Regions from separate parts of the Homo sapiens genome. Here region 1 is linked to region 2. Evidence: chromatin loops called from intact Hi-C (ENCODE). Cell type or tissue: endothelial cell of umbilical vein. All regions are shown on one strand. Each heading gives the region's core, and the rest is flanking DNA. Links, peaks and the distances in the headings are about the cores only. Region 1 holds the start of LOC124902301 (a long non-coding RNA gene). Region 2 holds the start of LOC105376311 (a long non-coding RNA gene).

What was found. Peaks named below come from ENCODE experiments on the same cell type or tissue, not always from the same donor. Only the 100,000 strongest peaks of a DNase experiment are listed, where the experiment ranks them.
Region 1: it touches region 2 in a loop (9-fold over the local background); 2 of 110 quality-filtered maps call a loop at or near these places.

What each region holds. Positions count from the first base shown.
Region 1 is chr9:134,772,543-134,782,842 of GRCh38, forward strand. It overlaps COL5A1 (collagen type V alpha 1 chain), which reads left to right. Exons shown (of 66, transcript NM_000093.5): 26 at 248-292; 27 at 2,317-2,370; 28 at 7,560-7,604; 29 at 10,125-10,178. It overlaps LOC124902301 (a long non-coding RNA gene), which reads right to left and starts at 3,338. Exons shown (of 2, transcript XR_007061843.1): 1 at 675-3,338; 2 at 1-132. RefSeq lists enhancers at 779-1,280, 5,691-6,300, 5,855-6,114 and a silencer at 5,033-5,178. In endothelial cell of umbilical vein, for the core only: CTCF peaks have their summits at 6,536 (motif pointing right) and 9,550 (motif pointing right); a DNase peak (open chromatin) is centred at 6,519.
Region 2 is chr9:134,443,595-134,459,189 of GRCh38, forward strand. It overlaps LOC105376311 (a long non-coding RNA gene), which reads left to right and starts at 1,609. Exons shown (of 5, transcript XR_007061841.1): 1 at 1,609-1,965. RefSeq lists enhancers at 1-322, 10,755-11,590, 11,934-12,871, 12,872-13,808 and silencers at 3,467-3,874, 6,049-6,343. In endothelial cell of umbilical vein, for the core only: a CTCF peak has its summit at 6,143 (motif pointing right); a DNase peak (open chromatin) is centred at 6,197.

The sequences.
Region 1 (10,300 bases), core at 2,301-10,300, 330 kb after region 2:
GGCCAGGGTCAGGCTTATTGTTCCCATTTTGCAGATGGAGCAGCCGAGGTTCAGGGCCTGGCGGCTCGGGGAGGCCGGGCTGTGCTTGGCTGCCTGGCCAGCTGCCTTCGACTTCTGGTGCTCTCAGTTTTCCTGGGGAGGAAGGGAAATGGGCTCCATGATCATGGATGCTACGCAGGGAGGGGAAGCGAGGGAGGCTGCTTTCTGGAGTGGCACTGACTAATCAATGCTTCTTCTTTTGTGACAGGGACACCCTGGCAAAGAAGGCCCTCCAGGAGAGAAAGGAGGTCAGGTGGGTGCTCGCCACGCCCTCCTACCCTTCAGCATCCAGGTGGGGCGGGTCCAGGTGCTCTGGGCTCAGCCTCTGCTCAGGGACATCCAGCTTGGAAAGGAAGGAGCCGGGGACACTCAGCCCTTCCTCAGGTGTCTCCGCCAAGGGACCCAGCCTGGGGGGGACACAGGCCTTTTCCCCAAGAAGCGGGGCACCCCTCTCTGGGTCAGTGCCCCTCACCCCACCCTCCAGTTGCTGCCCATGACCGGATCGGGTGCCCATGACCAGATGGGGTGTGGGCAGCAGGGCAGTGTCTCCGTGTTCAGCCCTGGTCTTGACTCTGCACAAGCTGGGTGGCCTTTGAGTTTTGGGGAGATGCTATTATGAATGGGGACAGACCTACCAGGTCACGCCGGTGCCAGGGATGGAGTCTTTCTATGGATGACTGTGTCCGACACTGTGAGCGGCTTGTGGTTCCTCCTGCGGGGCCTGCTGGGCTGCGAGGGTCCCATGCAGCACGTCCACCAGCGCCTTCTCTCCACTGCGATTCATGACAAAGCTGCTGGGCTGCAAGCACCTCTGTGGGAAGAGCCTCCAGACGGGAGGAGTAGCCAGTGGGGACTGCTCTTGCTGTCCTGGTGTGCGCCAACCTTCGTTCACCCCAAGACTGCTTTTCTTGTGTGTTGAAACCGCACACCGAGCTCATGGTCGTCGGGAGCCTGGGGCTGAGGGCAGAGGCCCACCTGCTCCAGGGTTCCAGAGGCCCCAGTTGTCACAGGCTCTGGAATCGGGCCTGATTAACATTTATCTCTTGAAGCAGGGCCTGTGCAGGCAAGATGGGGTCTGGGGCCTGGTCCCAGCTCCCCTTGCCAAGGGTGTGGTAGGCCAGGACTGACCCTCCAGGGCAGCAGAGCTAGCGCCAGTCCTCACAGGGAGTTCAATTTCCAGTGCCAGGCCTGCTGGGCAGTGGCACTTCTCCAACGTGCTGCCTCTGAGACCCAGAGCGGTCTGAGATTCGCCACTTCTGCCCCGTTCCCTCTCTTGAAGGTCGCAGCAGCCACTGGGGTGAACCCTCCCCTCGGCCCTTGGCTTCCGTTCACCATGGGAGACCCAGTTCCCGCTGCCTCCAGTGGGGAGTTTACCAGCCCTCCTCCCTGGGCACAGCCTCTTATCATCAGAGGTGGAGGCAGCACCTGGGGCCACCAGAGCTCGCACAGTGCCCGGAACTGGTGCTGACAGGTGGTTGGCACTTGGAGCCCACAGCACAGGCCCACTGTTCTGAGAGCTGGCTTTTCAACTGGAACGAGAGGCATTCACTTACTCCCTGGGACTTCCTGAGTTCCTCTATGTGCCAGGCATCCTGTTAGCGATGGGATACAGCAGGGAGCAAGGCAGACCGGGCCCGGGCCTCAGAGCTGCAGCCTTGCAGAGGAGGCCACCAAGCCCATCCTGCCTGGGAGCTCCAGCCGCTGCCGTGACACCATGTGGAAAGGGGGCTGGGAGGGAGGCGGTGGGAGCCGTTCATCATGCTGGAGTCTTGGGCTGGGGGCATGGGGGCTGGATGCCCACCCCCATGAGCTCTAGTTGAGCATCGGCGAGGCCCTTGGCTGCTGGAGGATGTCTCTTCCCTGTCTAGCAGCCTTGTCCCTTCTCCCAGCCGGAAGCTCTCCTGATTTATTCCAAGGACCTTAGGCTGGGAATGCATTTCTTTAGGGACAACACTCCTTGCAGAGCTCCAACGCTGACCTTTCACCGTCTCACTGTTCCCCCAGCCTATCCCTTATTTCCCTGACTGCCGGGGTGGGGCCAGCGTTTGCTTCACCTCTGTGTCCCGCTCAGCATGAGACACAGCCACACCTCCACTGTCAGTGCAGGCTGTGAACACCTGTGCGAGTCTCCCACGGGGGGCCTCTCTGGAGGCTCTGAGCTGGGATGTTCGCCCTGCTCTCAGCAGGAGGGGTATGCCGAACTCTGGAGTTTCCTGATGTTCCCCAGGCACCTCCACACTGGCATGGGGCTAACGGTCTTTTTCTGTTTGGTTTTAGGGTCCACCTGGCCCCCAGGGTCCGATTGGCTACCCAGGTCCTCGAGGAGTCAAGGTGAGAGAGACTCACGCCACTCCAGGTCGTCCTGGAGGTCAGGGTTGGGACTGTGGGCCTTGGCGTGGCTGGTTTTAGGGAATTCTCTGTGGTTTAATGTCCCTGCTATTCAGTCTGGAGTAGCCCAGTCCTCCCAGTCACTTGTGTGGACGCTAGGTCTCAGGACAGCGGGCCTGAGCAGGTGAGGGTGTGACCAGCTAGAGTCAGGAGGGCTGATATGGAGCACAGGACAGTCTGCAGTCTGGTGACGACGCCAGGGGCGCGCTGGCGGCCATCTGTCAGGACGGGACACGTCCTTTTGCTTCTTGCCTCTTTAATTGTTGCCATTTGTCAGGCTTCTGTCACTCTCCTCGCAGACAGCAGATCCCGGCTGAAGCCAAGAGCCTGGCCTCTTTCCTGGGGAAGCTCGGAAACATTTCTTCCCAGCCATTTGCACATTCCGAGTGAGAAACAGAGTCTGTCTCCACCGATAGCATCTGGGTGGGCCAGCGCTGTCGCAAGGCGGAGTTCATGGGAGCTGTCCATTTATTCACAATCATTCGTGTTTCTGCCATGACGGGCTCTGACAACCTCGTTACATGGGGCGCACAGCTCCAGAGCAATATCCCAGACACAGGTCCCCTCTGTCACAGCCCAGCTAACTGTGTTTGCTCTGAGCTGGGTAATGCAATCTCGAGTTGTGCTGCTCTCTGGACACGGCACGTTCTGTGTAGACAGACATACCCCTAGGCGCACGCGGACCAGCTCTCCTCTTCCTCTGAGAATGGGGACTTGCGGTATCTTAAAGGCTCATGATGATTCTTTCCTTCAAGATGCTTTTAACTGGATGTGAAGGAATATGTGTGTATATATAGCAACTAGTCAAGCTTGAGGGATTTGTAGAAATGACTCACCAGCTCCCCTGCCCCTCACCTCCCTGGTCTGAAGGGCTTTATGCTTTTCAAACATTGTTGCACATCAGAAGTGTGTGGCCGCCCTGGGGCATGGAGGCCAACTGGAAACTGTCGTCTGCTCCGAATCAACCCTCCTGACTCTGGCTGGTCACCCCTCACCTGCTCTGAGAGCCCAAGACATCAGTTTTCAGTGACATGCCCCAGATTACACTAAAATCGAGGCTGCTGTCAGAAATCAAACCAGGTTCCAAATCAAGTGCCCCACCCTTGTCCCCCGGAGGCCCCGACTTCCATTTCCCAGGAATGAGGACCTTCCAAGTTCACGAGGTATTGAAGAGAGACCTCCCAACGGTTGGGAGCCTTAGGCGAGTCAGGTTTTTCCCTAAAGCCAGCTTCTACCAGCAAAATGCCTAGCGAATTTTATAAGGGTGATAATTTAGTAGAAATGCTGATTATGTGAGTTCTATAGCATGTTTATTTTACAAATTCCTGTCGCATAGCAGAAGCCTCTGCCAACTCCCATACATGGCTAATTGCATAACGCTGCTTCTGTGAGCTAAAAAGGTGTTTGCTTTAAAATGTTTATGGAGAATGCTCTTATCTTGCCTATCTGATTAAAATTCATTCATGACATGAGCAATCCAGTTAGACTTGGAAGCAGAGGGTGGAAGGAAAACCGAGGTTTAAAATTATTTTCATCGGGGAAAAAGTTTCTCATACTCCTGTGCATTTGGAAATGTGAGTGGTGTCGGCGCCTCACGAGTTTGGCCCGGGTGGCAGTGATGGTGGCAGGGCGTGGGATTGCGTGGGCCGAGCTGCCGCCATTTGAGGTGAATAGTCCTTGGTGAGAGGGGGCCCGTTATTTTCCACCAAAGCCCTACCTTCTTCCCAGGAAAAGGTTCTTAGTCCAGTGGGGCTGCTATAACCAAAAGACCCTAAAATGGGTGGCTTGTAAACAACAGGGAATTATTTCTCACAGTCCTGGAGGCTGGGAATTCCAAGATCACAGCACCAGCAGATGCAGTGTCTGCGGAAGGCTGCTGTCTAGTTCCTTGATGGTCCCGTCTCACTGTGTCCACACATAGCAGAAGAGGGGGGACGAGCACCCTGGGGCCTCTGGTAAAGGCATAATCCTAATCACAGGGGCTCCACCCTGTGACCCAGTCAGTCACCTCCCCACAGCCCCACCTCCTAGTTCCATTGCCTCAGGTATTGGGGTTCACCATATGAGTTTTTGGTGGACACAGACATTCAGGCCACAGCAGGCTCGTGTTCCTTTGAGTTCACTGACCTTTAGCCCACCTCCAGGCTTCCCTCTGCCTTGCACGTCTGAAGGGGCACCTGTTTAAGCTTGACTGTCAGCAGAGTCAAATCCACCCCTCGTTTAGCCCCCAGCTGCTAGGGGGTTGCCAGGAGGCCCCAAATATGAGTTCACATCCAGGCCTTGGGCGAAAGCCTGTCCCTCTCTGGGCTGTGCGCACATCTGGTCCCAGCCGTGCTGCAGCTCCTGAGTGCTCCTTCCCGGGGCGGCTGGCCGGCCGAGTCACGGATGCCCCAATCCAGCCCTTCCCAGCCAGGGCCACTTCCTGCATGACTGGGGAGTGCCCTCTAATGGGAGGTGCTGCTCACCCCACCACGGACACAGCAGCCCCAATGTCAACAGCCCCGTGGCCAAGAAGCCCTGGGAAGTGCTGGTTCTGTCTAGTTGGTCCCATTCCTCCTACGGGGATCCTGAAACGGTAGAACTGTAGGACCGGGAGGGGTCTCAGGAGGCTGCGGCTGGTTCTGTCTAGTTGGTCCCATTCCTCCGATGGGGATCCTCAAACGGTAGAACTGTAGGACCGAGAGGGGTCTCAGGAGGCTGCGGTCCTACCTGCCTGCTCTCAGCAGGGCATGGGCAGGGAGGGAGCAGCAGCGTCCCCCAGCCTGCCCAGCCAGAGGGAGGAGAGCTGGTGCCAATGCCCCCGGGTGCTGTGCCAGGGAGTTTAGTGCTCCTGGGAAATAATGCCAGCCACACAAACCCAGTCCCCCAGGACTCAGGGCAGGGAGGGGCAGCTGGACATCACCTTGCATTCAGGATCAGACGCTGCTGAGCAGGCTCAACCCTGATTGTATTCTCAGCCACACCTGCGATTTTCCTGTGCGTTTCAGAGGAAATAAGCAGAATCCAAAGTTGCTCTTCTATTTTGCAAGTATGGTGAGGACTCAAAACTGCCCTAAGAAAAGAAAGTAGCTCATCTCCTAAAAAGCCCTTCTTGGTGGGGTTCTGGGGCTGTTGTCTCTGAGGCGATGCCACGCCGTGGTGAGACGGCAGGTGGTTTTCTGGGGCCCCCAGCTCTGTGTCAGCCAGCGTGGCCCTACCTGTTCTCTTTTCAAAACTCTGGGGGCTTCCAGCCAGGATTGCTTTGGAAGAAGGCATCTGCTAGGAAAAAAACACCACCAAGTGCTTAGAAACCACTCGCCTCTCAGCAGCTGGCCCAGCTGAGTCACTTCTCACCTTCCTGGGCTGCCCGGGCCCACAGGTGCTGCCAAGCGCGTGCTGTGCTCAGTGGGGGCAGTGGCCTGCAGCAGGCTGTTCTGAGCCTCCTCGCGGCTTGGCTGGTCGTTCCCACTCAGCCCTGGAATACGCAAGCTGTGTTTGTCCGGCGCTTCCTCTCCATCTTGAGGTCCATGTCCCATCTCAGGCTGGGGTAGAGACTAGCGTAGGAGAGGCTTGTTTGGAGTCGGCCTCCCTGCTTGGGCCAGTGCTGTTTCTGAGCTGTGCCCTGTCCCCCCAAGGCGCTCCATGCTGGCCCACATTAGTGTGCCAAGTGCCAGGCCAGACGAACCAGAGCTGCTCCGAGCCCACCTTGCCCTCCCGGCTGCCTCCGCCCTGTGCTGGGCGTAGAGGGAGGTGTCCCAGGCCTCTCCACTAGTGGTGGCGGCCAGGTGTGAAGCAGACATGACTTCAGCAATGGTGCCTGCAGGTGTAGTGGCAGAACTCTTGCTTGTCTCCGGTGCTCCAAATCCTCCAGTGATTATGGTTCAGGGCAACCACGCCGCTGCCCTGTCTGCGTGGCTGGAAGTGCCTTGCAGCTGGCACTGGAGTGGAAGGCGTTTCTGCAGTTACATCCGCAGCTCCTTGGCAGAGCCAGGGCACGCAGCCCAAGGCCAGCCACCTCTGCAGAAAGGAGCTCCTCCGTGTCTCCATCCCTTCCCAGAGCCCCTCCCTCTCCAGGACCTGGGGAAAGGCCAGAACTGCCAAGTATGTGGGAAGTTCTGACCACCAGAGGGCAGCCGGCAGGCCCTGCGTCCTCCAGTGCTCTGTGGCCCCGGCTTCAGCCTCAGCCTGGAATCCCGGTGCCGGGGGCAGTGTGGCTTCTCTCTCTCTCTCAAGTCCCACGGGCAGGTGGCCTGAGGTAGCCCGAGGTAGTCTCTCTAGCTAAAAGTCACCCTGCTGGGAGGGCTGAAGTCAAAGACATTAACAGCAAGGGTGTGGCTGCGTAATTCCACCCCACAGATTTACCTCCACTGCCCCAGGCGCTTGGCACAGTGAGAGTGTCAGAGAAATAGTCCTGGGCCCCGTCCCAGAAACTCCTGTTCAGCAGGGAGGTGGGATGGTGTGTCCTGAACTCATGACAACTGCAATAAATATGTTATCATCATTCATTAGTAATATCACAGTATCATCTCTTCATGTTAACACGGAGTTGAAATACATGGCACTGGGCTTCTGTTTATTGACACCTGCTGTGTGCTGGGTGCTAGGTGCTGTTCTGAGAGCTTAGCAGGCATTTCCCTCCCAACAGTGGTAACGAGGTAAGGGTTGTCGTCCTCTCCACTTCCCAAATGAGGAAACTGAGGCACGCAGGAGTCTGGGGCATTGTCAGAGGCCATGGAGGGGGAGCTGGGACCTAATCAAGTCTGCCTTAGACCTCACCTCCTGCTTCCTCCCCAAACCTCTGAAAGGTGGGGGTGTTTCTAGAAGATGATGCTATAATGGGAAGCAGGAGGGGTGTGTTGGCTGCCGGGTGTGGGCCCTTGGAAGGGCGGGTCCAGAGCTTGGGCTGGAAGGTGGGGGATGGGTTTGGGTCTTTGCATGAAGAACAGGAGTCAGTGGAGTCAGCCCAGGAATTGTGGACACGCTGGGCCTCCTGAGGCCACAGGGGGACATATGGGAGGAAGTGTGTTGAGGGCAGGGCGCTGGCCTCATCTGTCAGCTTCAGCGAGCTCAGCCTGTCTTGACACGCCTGCGACAGCTCTAGAAAGGCTGAGACTTGTAACCATTCACTCCTTTTTCTTTTCCCACCCGCACAGGGGGCCGATGGCATCCGTGGTCTGAAGGGCACAAAGGGCGAGAAGGTAAGTCTCTCCTTGCAGCCACGGGGCCCCCTGCTTAGTCCGGAGCCGAATTCCAGCCAGCGGGGCCCTCCCACAATGCTTCTTCCATGAAACCAGCTGAGGTGGATGTCGCCTCTGAGTACTGAGGGGGATGGATGCCACTCTGTGGAAAGTGTCTCTGTTTGCAGACGGAAGAAGAGTAAGTTGAGGATAGGCCCTCGGGTCCCCAGGGGCACATCTCCTAGCAGAGCTGAGTGGGTCCAGGGTTTGTGTCTCTGCACAAGGAGAAGGCCTTGGCCCCAGAGACAACACACGGCCCCCCACGTGCCTGCAGGGGCCAGTGGACACCTGTCACCCTCCCCACTCCCAGGTGGGCCGCCTTGCATGGCCGCTGGCACGAGGGTCCACTTAGTTGTTAGATGTTCATCCCTGGGCAGCCCAAGCTGCAGAAACTCACAGTGTGCAGCAGAGCCAGGCAGGGAGGGAGAGAGGCCGTGCCATTGGCCATGGTCCGTGGGGGCAGGTCAGGCCTAAGCAGATCACTGTGGTGAAGACAAAGCTAAACTACACCCCCATGCATGCCTGCCAGAGTCAGAAGCTTGGGTGCAGCCTGCAGCGGCGACAGCCTGAGCCACATGGAGCTGCGTGGCCGGCCACCTTTCTCTTCTCACTGTGGTGGAAGGAAGCTCAGAGCCAAATCCAAGGCCCAGTTATGACACAGATTTAGGCCTCAGGGGCGGCCTCACCGTGCCACCCTCCCCACCGTGGCCTCACGCTCTGTTGTGGGTTCGCCCTGCCATGCCGTGTAGCCATGCAATACTTGCTTTCCGTAAGGCATGTTGGTCCCCTTTGCTGGGCAGACTCTGGGCTCTCCCCTGGCCACGGCGGCCTGCGGGGCTGGAGTGCGGGTGCTGGCGTGATGGTCCACGTGCCGAGACTCCTTATTTGCTACCTGTCGAAGATGTCGCTTGGATCCTTTCTTGTGAAATCTGCCGGCCTTAAAGCCATTCCCGAGGGGACGCATTGAGTGGCCACAACTGGATCAGAAATGATGTGGCAGCAGGAACGCTCTTGTTCCACGGAGTTTGTTGAGCGTGCTGGTCCCTGGTTTCTGTTCTTAGTGTCTGCCCTTGTGGGAGGACCGGCCAGGAGGCCTGAGCCTGTGCCATCTCGGCTCCTTCCCAAGGGCATCCGCACAGCGGAATCCTAAGTCCTCATCCGGGAAAGCTGAGCAGTTTGGCCTCTCCAAGAGCACTGCTTTCTACGTGGAGCCCGTCGGGGCTTCGGAACACGAGGGCCTTACGAACACAGGGTCCCCATCCCAGAATTCCATCCCGTTGGTCCCCGGGAGGCTCCCTCACCTGAGGACCTTTCATCCTTTCCAAGGTGGCTTCACAGAGTCCAGCTTTGCCGCTTGATCTTGTCACGTTTGTCCCTAGCCAGAGACAGGGCTGCCTGAGATGATACTGATTGGGCTGTGCAGGGGATGCCTTCTTGCCAGGAGAGCTCCCGCACTGTTCCCGAGGGCCACGCAGGCAGCCCGACATGGTCTGGGGAAGGAGTGGGGCAGTGCCAAGGGACCGTCTTTGTGGACTTCTGCATTATTTGTGGCCGCTGCTCAGCTTCCAGCACTATGTGAACACTGTGAACAAGTGCCTTGAGGCCCTGGGAGCCCCGGGAGCTGGCGCTGGCTGGAAAGGGCTGGATTCTCACTGCACAGAAAGCTGCCTCCCTTGCGTGTGCCCCCAGCCGGGCCTTGAATGTTTACGACCGGCTGAGTCCCCAGATCCTGTCCTTTCACTCTTTTTGGATCAAGATGTAGCCCCTGAATAATGACAGGAAAAGCCCAGCCAAGGGTCCCCTCTCTGGGAGCCACCCGTGCCCTCTGCTGAAGGATCTGAGGGCTTTTGCCCTGCGGTTTCCGGGATGGGGAACGTCTAGACCAGGGACTCAAACGGACAGCAGGGGGCACTGACGCGCGGCAGCCTCACTTGGGTCCCAGGTTCACCAGTAACCCAGGGGTGCGCGGGCCGCTGACTTCCCCCGCCACCCCCGGCAACACCCCTACCCTTCAGAAAGCACTGCCTGTTACTGCAGTGCCGGCAAGAGCAGGCGTTAGGGATTCTTTGCAGGGGCATTTTCATCCAGCTCCCCGTCCTCAATTGTCACCCCCTTTACCCGTCACTTCAGTGCTTCAGTGCTGATGGGACGCCACAGAGTGCACTGAGAAATGATACCGGGAGCTCAGGGGCCTGGGCTTGCTGAGGCCTCGCCATGCAGAACATTCAGATTCAAACTGGGCCTGCCCAAGAAGCAGGGACGCAGCTCTCTCCAGCTTCAGAACGTTACAGCTGGGAACGCAGAGCTCATGGGAAAGCCATTCTCGAGGGATGGGCCCCAAGCCCACCCCGTCCGGGCCATGTGCTGCCCCCCAAGCGTGGGGGACCTGGTGCTGAGTGTGGTTGTTTGGAGCGGGGAAGGGACCGCCAGGGAGGCGGGTCCTCTTGCCTAGACTAGGGCACTCTCTTGTCCCATATTCAGGGTGAAGACGGCTTTCCTGGGTTTAAAGGAGACATGGGCATCAAGGGTGATCGGGTGAGCATCTCAGGTTTGGGATTTGGGCTGGGGAAAGCTGGGTGGGCTTGGCCGTGTGGGAGGGGGTGGGGATGTTTGCCGCCACAGGGCAGCTTCTCAGAATGGAGGTAAACTCTTGGTAG
Region 2 (15,595 bases), core at 2,970-10,969:
ACTGTGAGTCAGAATCACCTGGGCGCTCCGCCACCCAGCCATACCCCTGCTCACTGCAGCAAGCGGTCCAGTCAGGAGCCGGCTTCATCCCAGTTTCACCAAGATGCCTCAGCAGTCAGCTGTTCGGGAAGCTGGGCACACAGCCCTACTGGGTGCCAGGTGGGCTTGGCCTGCAGCAGGAGCAGGGTCAGGGAAGGTGAGGACAGAGCGCCAAGGAGGGAGGGGGGCGGGTCCTGCCCTCTCTGAGCCTCAGTTTCCCCATCTCCCCACCTCCAAAGTGAGGACAAACTCCCCACTTTCCAGGGCTGTTGTGACCAGGGCCTTGGTCACCCAGAAAATGCTTTAGGAGGAAGCAGCCACTTCCTCCTTTCTTTTGGTGTGAAGAGGCTCTAATGCAGGGCATGGGTGGAGGAGGCCAGGCCGACTTTGCTCCCTGAGCAAAGGGTGGTGAGCAGGAATCCTTGGAGATTTGACCCGGGGTCCACCTCTGGACAAGCACAGGACTGTAGGCCCAGGTTCCAGGGCCTGGGATCCAGGAGGTGGCATCATGGCTTTTGCCCATTATGGGGGATGGGGAAGGTCAGGTACCATGGTGCCCTCCAAGGTGAGCAACGGAGCCTTTGAGGTCCAAGGGCAGGGCAGAGACCCCTGTGTGGGTCAGTGGGGGCATTTGGGAAGCACAGAGAGGAGGCTCAGTGGTCTTCCTTCTTTCTCACTCCTTCCCCCCTCCCTCCCTCCTTCCCCTTCCCTCCTGCTTTCCCCCTCCCTCCTTCCTTCCCTCTCCCCCCTCCCTCCTTCCTTCCCCCTCCCTCCTCCTTCCCCTCCTCCTTCCCTCCTTTCTCCTTCCTTCCCCCCTCCTTCCTTCCCCTGCCTCCCTCTTTCCCTCTTCCTCTCTCCTTCCTTCCCCCTCCTTCCCTCCTTCCCCCGTCCCTCCCTCCTTCCCCCTCCTTCCATCCCCCTCCCTCCCTCCTTTCCCCCTCCACCCTTTCCCCCTCCCTCCTTCCCCCCTCCGCCCTTTCCCCCTCCCTCCTTCCCCCTCCCTCCTTCCTTCCCTCTTCTCTTTCTTTTCCTCCCTACCTCCTTCCTTCCCTCCTCCCTACCTACTTGCTCCCTCCTTCCCCTCCCTCCTTCCTTCCCCCTTCTCCTTCCTTCTTTCCTACCTCCCTCCTTCTTTTCTCCTTCCCTCCCCTCTCTCTCCTTCCCCCTCCCTCCCTCCTTCCTCCCTCCTTCCCTCTGGTGGCAGGTGCCTGTAATTCTAGCTACTCAGGAGGCTGAGGCACGAGAATCTCTTGAACCTGGGAAGCAGAGGTTGCAGTGAGCCAAGATCTTGCCACTGCACTCTAGCCTGGGAGACAGAGTGAGACTCCATCTCAAAAAACAAAACAAAACAAAACAAAAACAAAAACCACAAACAAACAAAAATGTGAGAAGGACATGAGATTTGGGAGGGGCCAGGGTTTGGCTCTGTGTCCCCACCCAAAACTCATGTTGAATTATGATCTTCCATGTTGGAGGAGGGGCCTGATGGGAGGGGACTGGATCATGGGAGTGACTTGCCCCTTGCTGTTCTCGTAATAGTGAGTGAGTTCTCACGAGATCTGGCTGTTCACTCTCTCTCTCTCTCCTGCTGCCATGTAGGACGTGCCTGCTTTCCATTCGTCTTCCACCACGATTCTAAGTTTCCTGAGGCCTCCCCAGCCATGCCTCCTGGACAGCCTGCAGAACCGTGAGCCAGTTAAACCTCTTTTCTTTATAAATTACCCAGTCTCAGACTGTTCTTTGTAGCGGAGTGAGAACGGACTGAAACAGCACCTGATCAGCCCTTAGGACAGTCAAGGTCATCAAAGACAAGGAAAGTCTGAGAAACTGTGACAGCCAAAAGGAGCCTCAGGAGACACGATGACTGAATGTCCTGTTGCGACATAGATAAAGGTGTATCAGTGCTGGCTCATGATTGCAACAAAGGTGCTAGACTAACGTGAGATGTTAGTGTGAGCAGAGCTAGGCGTGGGGCATATGGGAACTGTAGTATCTTTGCAACTGTTCGGTACATCTAAAAGCTATTCTAAAATTTAAAAAGCTAATTTTAAAAACTGAAAGCAGCATTTATATATATGAAAAAGTTGGCTGAGGTCCCTGTAATCCCTGCACTTTGAGAAGCCGAGGTGGGCAGATTGCTTGAGCCCAGGAGTTTGAGATCAGCCTGGGCAATGTGGAGAAACCCCATCTCCACGGAGAAACCCCGTCTCCACCAAAAACCCCCACAAAAATTAGCTGGGCACAGTGGTACATGCCTGTAGTCCCAGCTACTCAAGGCTGAGACAGGAAGATCACTTGAGCCTGGGAGGTCAAGGCAGCAGTGAGCTATGGTCGCCCTGATGCACTCCAGCCTGGGCAACAGAGCAAGACACTGTCTCAAAAATAAAAAAGTCACAGACTGTTGCCTAAGTCCTTATGGAAACCAACCTGCTTACTGAAGACCTATCGTGAGACATTCCAGCAGTTAGAAATAAGGACCTAGCTTTTCCAGAGCGATTCCACGCCTTTGCTAATCCCCACAGTCAGATGTGCTAGTGGAGACACACAGAATGGGGGAACGGGGTTGGTGATGGGAGGAGGCCAATGGGGTGACTTTTTTTTTTTTTTTTAAACAGAGTTTTGCTCTGCCACCCAGGCTGGAGTGCAGTGGCACGATCTTGGCTTACCGTAACCTCCACTTCCAGGGTTCAAGTGATTCTCCTGCCTCAGTCTCCTGAGTAGCTGGGATTACAGGCACATGCCACCATGCCCAGCTTTTTTTTTTTTTTTTTTTGTATTGTTAATATAGACAGGATTTCACCATGTTGGTTAGGCTGGTCTTGAACTCCTGACTTCAAATGATCTGCCAGACTTGGCCTCCCAAAGTGCTGGGATTACAGGCGTGAGCCACCACGCCCGGCCCAGTGAAGTGACTTTTGAGGCTGACTGCCCCCCCAACTCCTTCCCCCTCACCCCCTCCTACACTTCTAAGGTTGGGGTGCGAGTCACTTGAGGATCCTGGCCCAGGTGTGGAGGGGGACGCTGCTTCCCACAGTGCTCGCTCACGGCAGGTAACTGTGGAAGAACCGTAGCCCAGGTTCTTCCTGGGGGGCTGGGGGGCTGCTGGATTCCACCTGAGCAGGCCCAACACCCACCTGCCCAGCAGCATCTTCTTTGCACCACTGCACGGCTGCTGAACGCGGCCCTCACGCCCTTCTCACATCTGCCTGGCCCTTACCGGCGTAGCAACGTCCTTCATCTCCAGGGGCTTCATGTTGTCCTCCCAGCAGCTCCGTGAAGGAGGAGGGGCAGGGGTGACAAGCCCAGGTTCACAAAGGAAGCAGGGCTGGAGAGAGACGGGTCTCACAACCTACACAACAGTGTCAGGACTCTCAGGAAGATTGTCTTTGCTGGTCAGCGGTGGCCTTGTTCCCACAGAGTGATCAGAGAGGGGCTTTCCTTAAGGGCTTCAAAGGGAAGCCAGGTGGGCCTGTAGCACTTCCCTGCTCTCCTGCTGCCCGTCCTGGAAGGAGGGAGGCGCTTTTGGGAAGCTTCTCGCTGGGCTCCTCTCGCCCGGCACTCACTGGGGTGCAGCTGTCGGAAGCAGCATGTCCACCCTCCAGCACACACGGCACATTTGCCACCGCAGGCCTGTTCCCTGGTAGCTGTCACAGCTGGGGAAGCTGAGGCTGGTGCATGACCAGCAGTGGTCAGGAGTGCTGCTCTCACCTGGGAGCAGGAGGAACACGTAGAATCTGGAGCAGCACCCTGAGCGAGTCAGGTGCGGAGACTCAGTGCCCTATCACCCAGAGGGAGGAGGATGCGGCTGGTGGGGCACCAGGGTGCTTGGGCCCAGCTGTGGGGCTTCCTCCAGGCTGAGTGGGGTGGCGGTGGGCAGGGGTTTCTCTGGAGTCCTGGCCCTGGACCTGCTGAGCTGGTGATCACTGTTGCACATGCCTGTGACTCGGTTTCCCCTGTTTGGTGTGCCCACTGTCTGTGGGATGGGCATGAGACCATCACAGGGCTGCTTGTGGCAAGTCTGCCTCCACAGTTCAGCTCTTGCATTTCAGTCTGAAAGGTCCCCCAGGCTCAGCCTGTTTGGGAGCAGCCTGTGTGCATTGGGGTAGGGGGAAGCAGAAGTGGGGTCCCAGCTCCCAGACACTGCCCACCTGGAGAAGCCATGGCCTGGCTTCCAGGCCCAGTGCCAGTGAACACGCCAGGAGTTGTGGTTGGACCAGGGCCTCAGCTTGACACCCGGGGAGTATCTCACCCCTCTCTGGTTCAGACTCTTGCTGTTGCATAAAAATCCCCCAAGTTCTTGGTCAGTAAGACCTGGGTTAGTGGCCCCAGGGCCAGGGGACTGAAGTAGGGGAGCTTTCCTAACAGACAGGCAGGGTTTGGGGAAGATTTTTCCTTTGTTGGAGGTTGGATGGGGTGGGGGAGGGGAGCAGGAGGACATGGGCTCTGCAGACCCTCTGTATCTCAGGTAGTGGCCAGGAGCCAAGGGCCCTGCTGGTGGTGCTGGCCTGGAATCCAGTCCTCGGTCTCTTCTGCTCTGCCCCTGCGAGATATAAGTGTGGGCTCTGGAGTCACTCACGTCAGCTCCCTGCTCGCTCACCCAGAGCCTCAGTTTCTGCCCCTGTGGAATGGGGCTAATCCTAGCACCTTGCTTGTGGTGCTGCCTGAGCCAAGACCTGCAGTGGCTCCCCTCTGGCATCACTCCAACACTCAGTGAGGGGCAGCTGGGCGAGACTGAGAGCGAGAGACCTTCCAGGTGCCGGGCTTTGCAGCCTCATTGGCCTTTTCTACTAAGGTCCTTTCTCTGGGTGCCCAGGGACGTGGGTGGCTTGCACAGAAGCCATGACAAGTGTGTGGGTCTACTGAGGACCCAGCTGCAGTGAAGGGCCTGGGAGAACCGGAGGTGCATGTGCTCAGGGAGTCTAACCCAGCTGTGGGGCAGAATGTCACAGGGCTGGTAGTGAGAGTGGAAGGTGGGGTCACCTGGACTGCAGGTGCCTGGGGCCAGCCAACTGCAGACTGTCCAGGGAATAGAGGGCCAAGGTGTCAGTGTCACTGGAGGGCATGTGGTGGCAGGGGGCCCTGGGTGGGGACACGTCAAAAGGGCAGGACCCAGGAATTTTCCAGTAAGTACAAACCTAGTGAACTTTGGGTGCAACAAACAAGCTACTTGAGTTACAAACAATATACTTTAGAGAAAAGCAAACAATTTGCCAAAAAACCCCAAGTGAACTAGGAGCAAATGGAACATGGATTGAGGGGGCCATACAGCCATTTGACCATTCTAGTTGGTAGCAGGGGCTGCTGACAGCACTGTGATGAGAAGGACTCTGAGGCTTTGTCTGGGTGCAGCAGACACAGGCTTGATGGGACTGTCACTGTGCAGCTGTGTTCTTCATTGGGTGAGTTGGAAAGCGAGGGTGTGGGAAGGCAGACAGCTTAAAGGTCCAAGGCCAGCAGACTTTGTTCCACTGTCCTCCTGAATTTGGAATTTGGTGGTTTCTTTCTGTTGGACATGTCACCCCTCTTGGGGCTCTAGAAACTCCACCAGTCCCTGAACACCCACCCTGCCCCACCCCACCCCCGACACATAGGCAGAGACCTTGGTTTTGTTTGGAGAGTTACAACAGCTGATAAAGCTGGGTTGCAATTTTCTGAGTCCCCACTGGGTGGCAACCTCTAATTATTCCAAGTTTTAGGGTTTAGAAAACGAAAATACCTTACTGAAGAAATTCAGTAAAACCTATCTTTGCCGCTGAATTATGTGGATGACAGCACTGAATTTTGTCATGTTCAAGGAAGGAGGCATCTCATGGACCCTTTGTCTTCCCTGCAAGGGGCTCTGTTTCCTTGGCATGCAGGGCAACACTTGATGGGAACTGTGGCAAAAGCAACTTCCCCAGAGGTCAGGATGCTTGTGAAACCTCATCACAACGGAATATCCTCAGCTTGCTCCCCCAGAGAGGCCATGGGAGCTGTATGCAGGGTCAGCCCTACTTGGGTATCTTTAGTATACACAGAGCGAGGGGAAAACATCCTAAGGTGCCTCCATCGGCTCAGGACATAGCGGTCCCTGGTGCCGTGGCTGTCAGCATCCCTATCCACCACCTGAGGGCAGTGTCATCCTGCAGAGTGCACCCGGCAACCAAACTGGTGGCCCCTGCTGACTGGCTAAGCTCTGATGTTTCCCTGGCAACCACCTCCCGGCTCCTCCCTCTCCCATTTGCCCAGCCCTGGAACATGCTGCTTAGTTTGATTTGCAGATGCTGCCTTTTTGCTCTCTGTCCCCATGCTTAGGGGCCAAGATGCTGCCCCAGAATGGACCGTGGCGGGCTGTAGAAGCAGGGACGGACCCGCATATGAACATCCCTGATTCCGTCTTAGCTGAAGGGTCCTCCTTTTCCTCCAGTGCTTGTGTTTCCCACATCCTGCTCTGGAAATGAAGAGCAAAATACAGAGAAGGGGCTTTCAGGGCCAGGAGTGAAGGCAGAGAACTGTGTGATGCTTCTGCGATTCCCCAGGCAGAGCCCCTGCACCCCTCCTTGCCTGCTGCCCATCTCATGGGCTGGGGAGAGTGCCCTTCCCCTGCTTGCTGCTGAGGGGAGGGAGGGGATGCAGAACACTGTGGTTCAGAAGCATGGAAGTGTGGTGCCTGGGACATCTGCCCTGATTAGTCCCAGGGGAGATTTGTGGTGGTCCTTCTGGAGCAGACCTTGTCAACTACAAAGCGACTATGAATTCTAATGAGTTGAACCCCACTGGGACACAACTAAGTTGTCCCCAGAGACTGCAGGAAGCCTCAGGAGGGTGCCTTCTGAGGTCAAAGGAAGACAGAGGGGAGAAAGTGGCATGCCTGGGGCCTGCTTGTGGTGCCTGGCCTTGAGGCTGGTGGATGCCTGCATCTGGAGCTGGAGCCCTTGGTCCCAGATAAGCATGTGAGGAATCAAGTCATGGGGAAGGCAGTGAGTGTGGGAGGTGGTGGTGGGGTTGCTGATTTGGACAGCATGGCAGGTGGGGCCTCCACGGGAAGCCGACCTGTCCTAGTCCACTTGGGCTGGGTGGCTCACAGACAGCAGCTTATTGCTCATGGTCCTGGAGGCTGGAAGTCCAAGATCAAGGCACCTGCGGATTTGGTATCTGGCAAGGGCCCATTGCTGGTTCAGAGCTGGCTGCTTCTGTCTGCATCCTCACATGGCAGAAGTGAGCAAGGCAGTTCTCAGAGACTTCTTTTATAAGGGTGCTCATCCCACTCATGAGGGCAGAGCCTCCCAGAGGTCCCATCTCCCAACATCATCATCTTGGAGGTTAGGATTTCAATGCATGACTTTTGTTGAGACACAGATATTCTGTCTATAGCACAACTACACAGCAATACAGGGAAAGGCATCCCAGGCTGGGGGAACAGCATATACGAAGGCTCAGAGGCAGGAGAGAACTGAGGTGTGCAAAGAGTAACACAGAGACACATGGGGAGAGAGGCTGGTGATGAGGCGGGGACCATTGGGGCTGAGGGTTCTCCATGTTGCCCAGGCAGACATGTGCTGGAATTGCTGGATGTATCGCCCAGACATCCAGCAATTCCAGTGCTTCTTCTCAATCCCCCTTCGAATGCCTCTTTCACCTTTCACAAACGTTTCCTCCTGCTCAGGAGGCTTGCCTGGCCTGTGTCTTTGCTCCCTCCTTCCCTTCCCTCTCTCCCTCCATCCCTTCCTCTGCCTTATAGACTCCTCCCTGAGAAGAAGGCCAGCTCCCAGTCTTCCCAGTCTTCCCCTCCCTCAGGCCCAATCCAGCCTGAGCACGGTCTGGATTTAGTCTTTAGGCTTGGTCAAGAGTGTGTTTGCAAACCTCTTCACTCCTTGCTGGCTAGAGCTTCCCATCTTCTTAACCAGGTCCCCTGAGACTCCAAGGCAGGCACCCACTGGGGCTGATCACATGAATAAATTGGGTGTAGTTCCAAGAGGTGGGAACTGTGGTTTTGTAAATTTCACAAGTTGTCTGCATTTCACAAGTGCACAGGTGTACCATGGTGAATCAGAGGCTCCAAGGCAAGGCTCATGGTGTTTAGCCCTGTGCATACACCACCTCATCTCCCTACCCATCTATTCACCCACCCACCCATCCATCCATCCACCTACCCATCTACCTACCCACCCACCAATCCATTCATCCATCCATCCATCCATCTACCCGCTTACCAATTTATCCATCCATCCATCTATTCATCCATCCATCCATCTACCCATCTATTCACCCATCCACCCATCCATTCACCCATCCATCCATCTACCCACCCACCAATCCATCCATCCATCCATCCATCCATCCATCCATCCATCCATCCATGCATCCATCCATCCGCTTACCAATCCATCCATCCATCCATCCATCCATCCATCCATCCATCCACATCCACCTACCCACCCACCAATCCATCCATCCATCCATCCATCCATCCATCCATCCATCCATCCACATACCCTCATCCACCCATCCACCCATTCACTCACCCAGTCATCCATCCATCCATCCATCCATCCATCCACACACCCATCCATCCACCCAACCACCCATTCACTCACCCAGTCATCCATCCATCCATTCATCCATCCATCCACCCACCCACCCAGTCACCCATCTGTCTACTTATCCATTCACCCAGTCACCTATCTATCCACCCAGCCAACCCACCCATCTATTCATCCATCCATCCACCCTCCCATCCATCCACTCATCCACCCACCCACCCAGAATTCATCCATCCACCTATTCATTCAGCAAATACAGACTGGAAATTGCATGGATTAGGTCCTGTACTTGGCTCCAGGAGAGAGCAGAGTTTGCAGAGTCTGTTCAACAGAAATCCAATGTGAGCCATATATGTAATTAATTTAAAATTTCCTAGTAGCCACACTAAAACCAGGTGAAATAAGTGTAATATTTTATTTAACCCGATACATAAACAATATTATAATTTCCACATGCAATCAATATAACAATTATTGAGATATTTTACATTCATATTTTGGTGGCAAGTCTTTGAGATTTGGTGTTTATCTTAGCCTTATAGCACATCTCAATTTGTACAGGTCACATTTCAGGCTCTCGAAACCACATGTGGCAAGTGGCTTGTGCATTGGACAGTGCAGGTCTAGAATATTCTCATGGTGTTGCATGTGGGCAGCAAATGTGGGCTGATCTGTGCCATGAGGAGGCCATAATCAAGGTGCGATGGGAATATGGAGGAGAGGCAACCATGGGTAGAGGAGGCTGAATGGCTTCCCAGAGGAGGCAGCACTGGAGCAGGGCACTGACGGATGAACAGGAGTTCTTCAGGTGCGAAATAGGGAAAAGAAAATCTCCCAATTCCCTGGTGCCCCAAGTAGGGCTCATGAAGGTCCAGGTCAGCTTGAAGAAACCAAGGGCCTTTAATGACCTCCCCACCAGGTGCTCCTTATAGACCCATGGTTCAAATCATCTTATTCCTGCCCCCTGGGCCAGTGTTGACGTTTCCCCATCTTATAGTGACGAACACTGGGGCCTGGAGGTCCAGCTGCTTACAGCCACGGTTTTCAGAGCATCTACCATGAGCTAGAGCTCCACCCCAGATGGTGGGGTTGGAAGTACAAGGAGAAAAGGAGGTGTGGAATAAGGCTCCTTGCTCTGAGCCCGTAAGCTCCCTCTGGGTGGGGGCTCTGTGGGTTGGTGCTGGGAGACTCGCTGTCCCGCTGACCTGCCTTCTCCCATAGATGGTGGCCCTTGAGACCACATGGAACCAATTTCCCAATTAAGCTAATTGGAAGAATCATGGCATGCCTTTCTGGTTATCGGCCTGGGAGGGCAGAATGGTGCCTGCGTGCCGAAGAGTCCATAAACGTTGAGCTATGCTGGCCAGACCATTGGACGGTATCACCTGGTCCAACCACTGTTTATGAGGACTTCCCGAGATCACTGAGGCTTTTAGGCTACTGTGCGTGTGCCTGTGAACTTCCAGGCCCTGTACCTGCATGTTATAGGAGGAAGTGCTGGGGTGGGGGGCTGTGGAGGGGCTCCTGAAACTTGTCTATAACCAGGCATGGCCATCTGGCTCTCACTTGGGTGGACTTTCTTAGGTCTAACTGCAATCTCTCTTGCTGCTGACTCAACATGCCCCCTCCCCCTCCCGAGTGGTTGGGGCCCCAGGTGAGCACTGGCCGGCGGGGCTGCTCACGATTGCTATCCAAGACCAGCCTGGAAAGCTGCCATTTTCATTAAAACCCTTAGACATGAATCTTCCAAAATGTTTCTATGAAGAATCCAAAGGAACCCGTGTCAGGGACATCCTTAGCTGGATGGGCAGCCTGGGAGCGGCGGCATGGGAGCAGCAGCATGGGAGCGGCCGGCCTGGGACAAGCTCCGTGTGACCACAGGCTCATCCTTTCTGCTCACTCGAGGTCTCGGCTTTCCCTTTTGTGGAAAGAGGGAGTTGTTCTGGAATCCACACCCTATGGTCCGTGTGATTTGGTGGGGGCAGCAAGGAGGCCTCCCCCTCCCCTAACACTGCCTCCCTGCTGCCCGGGATCACAGCCGCTGGGCTCCGTCCTGAGGGTTTAGCACTGCCCTCCCCTTTCTCAGATGCTTGCTGCACATTTCAGGGTGGAAAGGGCCCGACCTCATTCTTTCTGGGAGTCCGAAGAGGTTTGAGCAGGGCCCAGCACGTGGCCACTGCAAAGAGCGCTTGCTCTCAAAACCCAAGCTCCACCTTAGTTCAAGAGAGACGCCGATACTTCCCAGGAGGCAGCCACCACCAGGCCCCCAGTTCTAGGGCCCCCGTCAAGGCATGGGCCAGGCCCCATTTGTCTCCTCCACTGCTGAAGAGGCGGGGCCAGGGGTGACAGGAGCAAGCTGCATGAGATCAGGGTGGGGTTCTGGCACCATCCCAGGCTGGCTCTGTGACCTGGGCACGTCATAACCCCTCTTCCTGCCTCCATCCCACATCATCTGTAAAATGGAGGTGACGCCAGCTGCCCTGGCTCCCACTGGACTGTAATTTTGTCTGTGGTTTTCTCCGCCTCCTCCCCTCTCCTGCCTCAGTCGGGACTCATTCAAGCTGATCACCTCCCAGTGGGGTGCTGGTGGGTTCTGGTCACTGTGCAGGAAAGGGTTAACTCAGCAGGCCTGAGTTGTCCACACCCTGCACATTCCAAAGAAAGGTCTGGCTCTGGCCTAGCTCCTGGGAGGTGACCTCTGACCTCTAGCCACTTGAAATATACTGCGTGATAAGTGTCTGTGTTTGCTTGGGGGTCTTGGGCCACCCTAGTGACCGCGCTAATGATGTCATTTACAGTGGGACCTTGGGCTGTGCTGTATCGGCTCATCATCCTGGGGATGAGACCAAGGCCAAGCACACGGGCAGTGAGGCATGTCTTTGCGATGGACCCCCAGTAGGAACCCTGAGCCCCGAGGCGTGGCTGGGCCCCCCTGGCTGGTGCACACCATTCTGGGAGAATTGAGCATCGTCTGCCCGACTCTACTGAGAGAAGACCCCTGGGTGCTGGAGTCTGGTCTCCCCTAAACCCTGCCCTCTAGAGATGCCCAGTTTGCTGGTTCGAGGCTATGTCCTTTCACGGCGCTAAACCCTGACCTCGGGTATCGCTGCCTGGCTGAGTTCTGTGAGCCAGTCCAGCACGTCCCTGAGCCTGAGGGTGGTTTGGGGACCCTGAACTGCAGTGTCAGCATTTCCATGGATGGGTTCTGAAGGCAGGTGATGAGGAGGTGTCAGCCTGGGTTGACTACGAACTTTCAAGTCCTATTTCTGAAACAGCCCTTGGAAGGTTCGGGGGCCATTTTACCCCCTCTAGACATTTTGCTGAGCCTTTGCCTGGCCTTGACACCTGTCTCCACCTGTCCACGTTCCCAGCTCTGCCCACCAGGGACTGTGCCTACACCCAGGGATGGCCTAGGTCAGAGAGGGACAGGCTGTGGACTGAGGTCAGGCGTGAGCCAGCCCTGCCTGCCCCCTACAGTTGGGAATCCTCTGGGCGAGGGAGGCAGACAGGACAGAGGGATGCCGCAGGGGAAACCTACAGGTGTCCCCTTTCCCTGGAAATGGCGGACCTCCTTCTCCAGAGACCCTCACGTGCGTCTCTCTCAGGGACGCCTTGGGCCCCCACGGCGTTTGTGCCCAGCTGCCAGGCCTCTGATAAAGCCGCTTCCTCGCCTCGGCCCCCCTTCCCTGCCTGTGCCTCAGGAAACCCTGGGCCTCCTTCAAGGCCCTTCCCCTGTAAGCCCCTCCGTGTCGGGCTCTGCTGTGTCTTCCGAGACCACACCTGTCCTAGGTGCCTGGGTCCAGGTGAGGCGCTCCCTGCTGCCAGCAGTGGACAGAGACTGGTTTTAATTAAAGCTCCCAGCAACCACCCCTATCGCCGTGGAAACAGAGGTTCCGGTGGAGACGTGGCTCCCAGGCCACACGTGTAAGTAGCGCAGCTGGGAGTGGCGCCCGGAGCAGCCCGAACCCAAAGGCTGATCTTGACCGAGGTGCCCTGCTCCTTCCCGGCCGCGGTCTCCACTCGGCCCACTGCTGGGCCAGGGCCGCAGCGGCCGGAAGGGGCTGTCCCTCATGCACCGTGGCCCTCCGGCCTTGTCTCTCAGCGCCCAGACCCCAGGCACAAGGAGGCAGGGGGCTGGGACCTGCCTGGAGCCTGCTGCCCCAGCTGCTGACGTGGTCGCCCCCGCCCACCCTGTAGACGTGGCCGCCCCCACCCTGCCACGTCGCCACTTCCACCCTGCAGGCAGGAAGCTGCACGCTCTCGCTCTCTTTGTGTAACTTTTGGAGGGTTGTAGTTGCAGGAAACATCTGGATGTGGCCCAAGGAACATAATAAAAAAAAAAGGGAGAGCCGCGGGGAGAAGGCAGGGCTGGGGGAGGTTTGCAAAAGCCATCTGATTTCACTTTGCAAAGACAACTGCAATTATGCCTCTGAGGGTTTGCAGTCACTTCACATTCTAGCCATGCGGTGACGTCAGTGGGAAACTATGAAGCTCGCGGACTGCGTGGTGACACACACCCCACGAAACATGGCTCGGGCCAGCTGCCGGCCATGCTCCAGCCCGACAGCCCACCAACAGGGGTCTCTCCCAGAAGGAGGGAAGCTGTAGCTGGGAGAGGGGGTCCCTAACTTTGGACATGCTGGGTTGTCCCCAATCGCCCTCCGAGCTCCAGCTGTGCCTTCCCCTGCTCAGCCTGCATCTACCCCATCTGACCCCACAGGCTCCTGGACAGAAATGGCCCGGCCTTGCCTAGAGCTAAGCTTCCACTCCAAGGCAGAGCTATGGGGGTCCGGGCTGGCAGGGGGGCCATGGCCAGGCCCTCAGGGCTCCCTGCTTTCCAATGGCCCCAGGATCAGCGGTTTCCACAGTGTCCTGTAGCATGCGGCTGGGTGTCTCCATCGTCCCAGCATCCTGTGGGGTGGGCCGAGGGTCTGTGTCCCTCTATGTCCCGTGGGGTGGACCCCGGGTCTGTGTCCCCCTGTGTCCTGTAGGGTATGGCTGGGGTCTGAGTACCTCTGTGTCCTGTTGGGTGGAGCTGGGGTCTGTGTCCCTCTATGTCCTGTGGGGTGGGGCCGTGGTCTGTGTCCCCCTGTGTCCTGTCAGCTGGGGCTGGGGTCTGTGTCCCTCTGTGTCCTGTGTGGTGGGGCCGGGGTCTGTGTCCCCCTGTGTCCTGTCTGGTGGAGCTGGGGTCTGTGTCCCTCTGTGTCCTGTGTGGTGGGGCCAGTGTCTGTGTCCCCCTGTGTCCTGTCGGGTGGAGCCGGGGTCTGTGTCCATCTGTGTCCTGTGTGGTGGGGCCGGGGTCTGTGTCCATCTGTGTCCTGTGGGGTGGGCCGGGGTCTGTGTCCCTCTGGGTCCTGTGGGGTGGGGCCGGGGTCTGTGTCCCCCTGTGTCCTGTGTGGTGGGGCTGGGGTCTGTGTCCCCCTGTGTCCTGTCGGGTGGAGCTGGGGTCTGTGTCCCTCTGTGTCCTGTGGGGTGGGGCCAGTGTCTGTGTCCCCCTGTGTCCTGTGGGGTGGGGCCGGGGTCTGTGTCCCTCTGTGTCCTGTGGGGTGGGGCCGGGGTCTGTGTCTCTCACAGTGTCCCCAGCTTCTGGTCACTATCTCTGTCCCTCCTGCCCTGGGGTCATCCTGAGCTGGGTCCTGCCTGCCCTGAAATCTCAGGAGCTGGGGTGGTTCTCTCTGCTGCTTCTCTGCCCAAGAGTCCAAGGGCTTCCCAGGGACAGTGCTGCACCCTGATGGAGCCCAGGCCTCTGGGCGAAGGACACAGCCTCTCCCAGACCTGCCCCAGACCCCTGAGGCTTTTTAGTGCAAGGGGACCCCCAGGGCAGGAAGGGTTTGCCTGCCACGTGGCAAGTACTTCTGCCTTGAGGCCGTCACAGACAGGGTCTCTGGACTGTGGTGTAGTGTCCTGTCATCTCCAGGTGTAGTCTCAGAAACGCCTTGAAATGAAGCCTGAAGGGGAAGCCCAGTTCCATGGTGTGGACGAGCGTGTCTGCCGGAGGCCTCGGAGTCGCATCCACCGGTGTTTATTGACAGCTGACTGGTGCTGTGCCCTGAGACCCAGGCCCTGCCCTCTGGCACTCAGTCTACCAGGGGCCAAGGCCTGCACCCTCCCTCTGGGCTCACCTTGGTCAAGCCTCTGGTGGACTTTTAAGGCCCACGGGGAACCCCCCCACAGACCCCCTTCCCACTCTGCAGGTGGGCCGCTGAGGCCTCTGCAGACGGGCCTGAGCAGCAGGGCCTGTGCTTGTCGAGGCCCCATGGCTCCCGCCATGGCCAGGGTGAGATGCAGAGGGCCACGGAGCCTGCGGTGGGGCCCTGGGGTTTGACACTGGGGCCCTGCCTGGAATGGGGCCTTGGTGTGATGGGAGCTGGGGGTGGGGTGGAGCCTGCCTGGGCCGAGGGGCTGTCTGGTCGGGAGCGATTCTTCAGCAGCAGAGACTTGAGTCATGGCTGGGGCCTCCTGGCCTCTGGGGGGACCTTAAGACATTTTTTCCATGGAAAGTAGCTGCTGGCTCTCTGCTTACCGGGGAGCTCTCTGTCCCCTCCCACTGCCTGCTGAGGGTTTGGTGGGGGCTGCTTCACTTCTTTGCTGGACTTTCCACTGGCCTGGATGGGCCGAGAGCTCCAGGCAGGGACCGGACAGCCAGACTCTGGACCCAGTCCCAGCCTGCAAGTGCCTGTCCTCTGAGCCTGAGTTTTGCCTTCTGCCAGGGTGAGGGCTCTGGGTGAGGCTAGACGCTGAATGGCAAGGACTGGGCTGTGATGGGACGCTGGGCTCCAGGTCTCTGTTAACTCTTTAAGGGAAAGGTGGGGCGGGATATGGAGGGAGTGGCGCGCATCATCCTCCCGGAGCCTGCAGAAATCCAGGCGAAATTGGCACATCTTTTGGGAATTTGCAGGTGCTGCTGAATTTAGGAGAAGCCACCCTGAAAACTTGCTCAGGGGTTGCCCTGGTCTCTGACCCAACAGCTGGTGGGGGAGGCACCCACCTGGCCTGTGTGACCCCCAGCTAGTTCTTCGCTGGGCGACACTGGC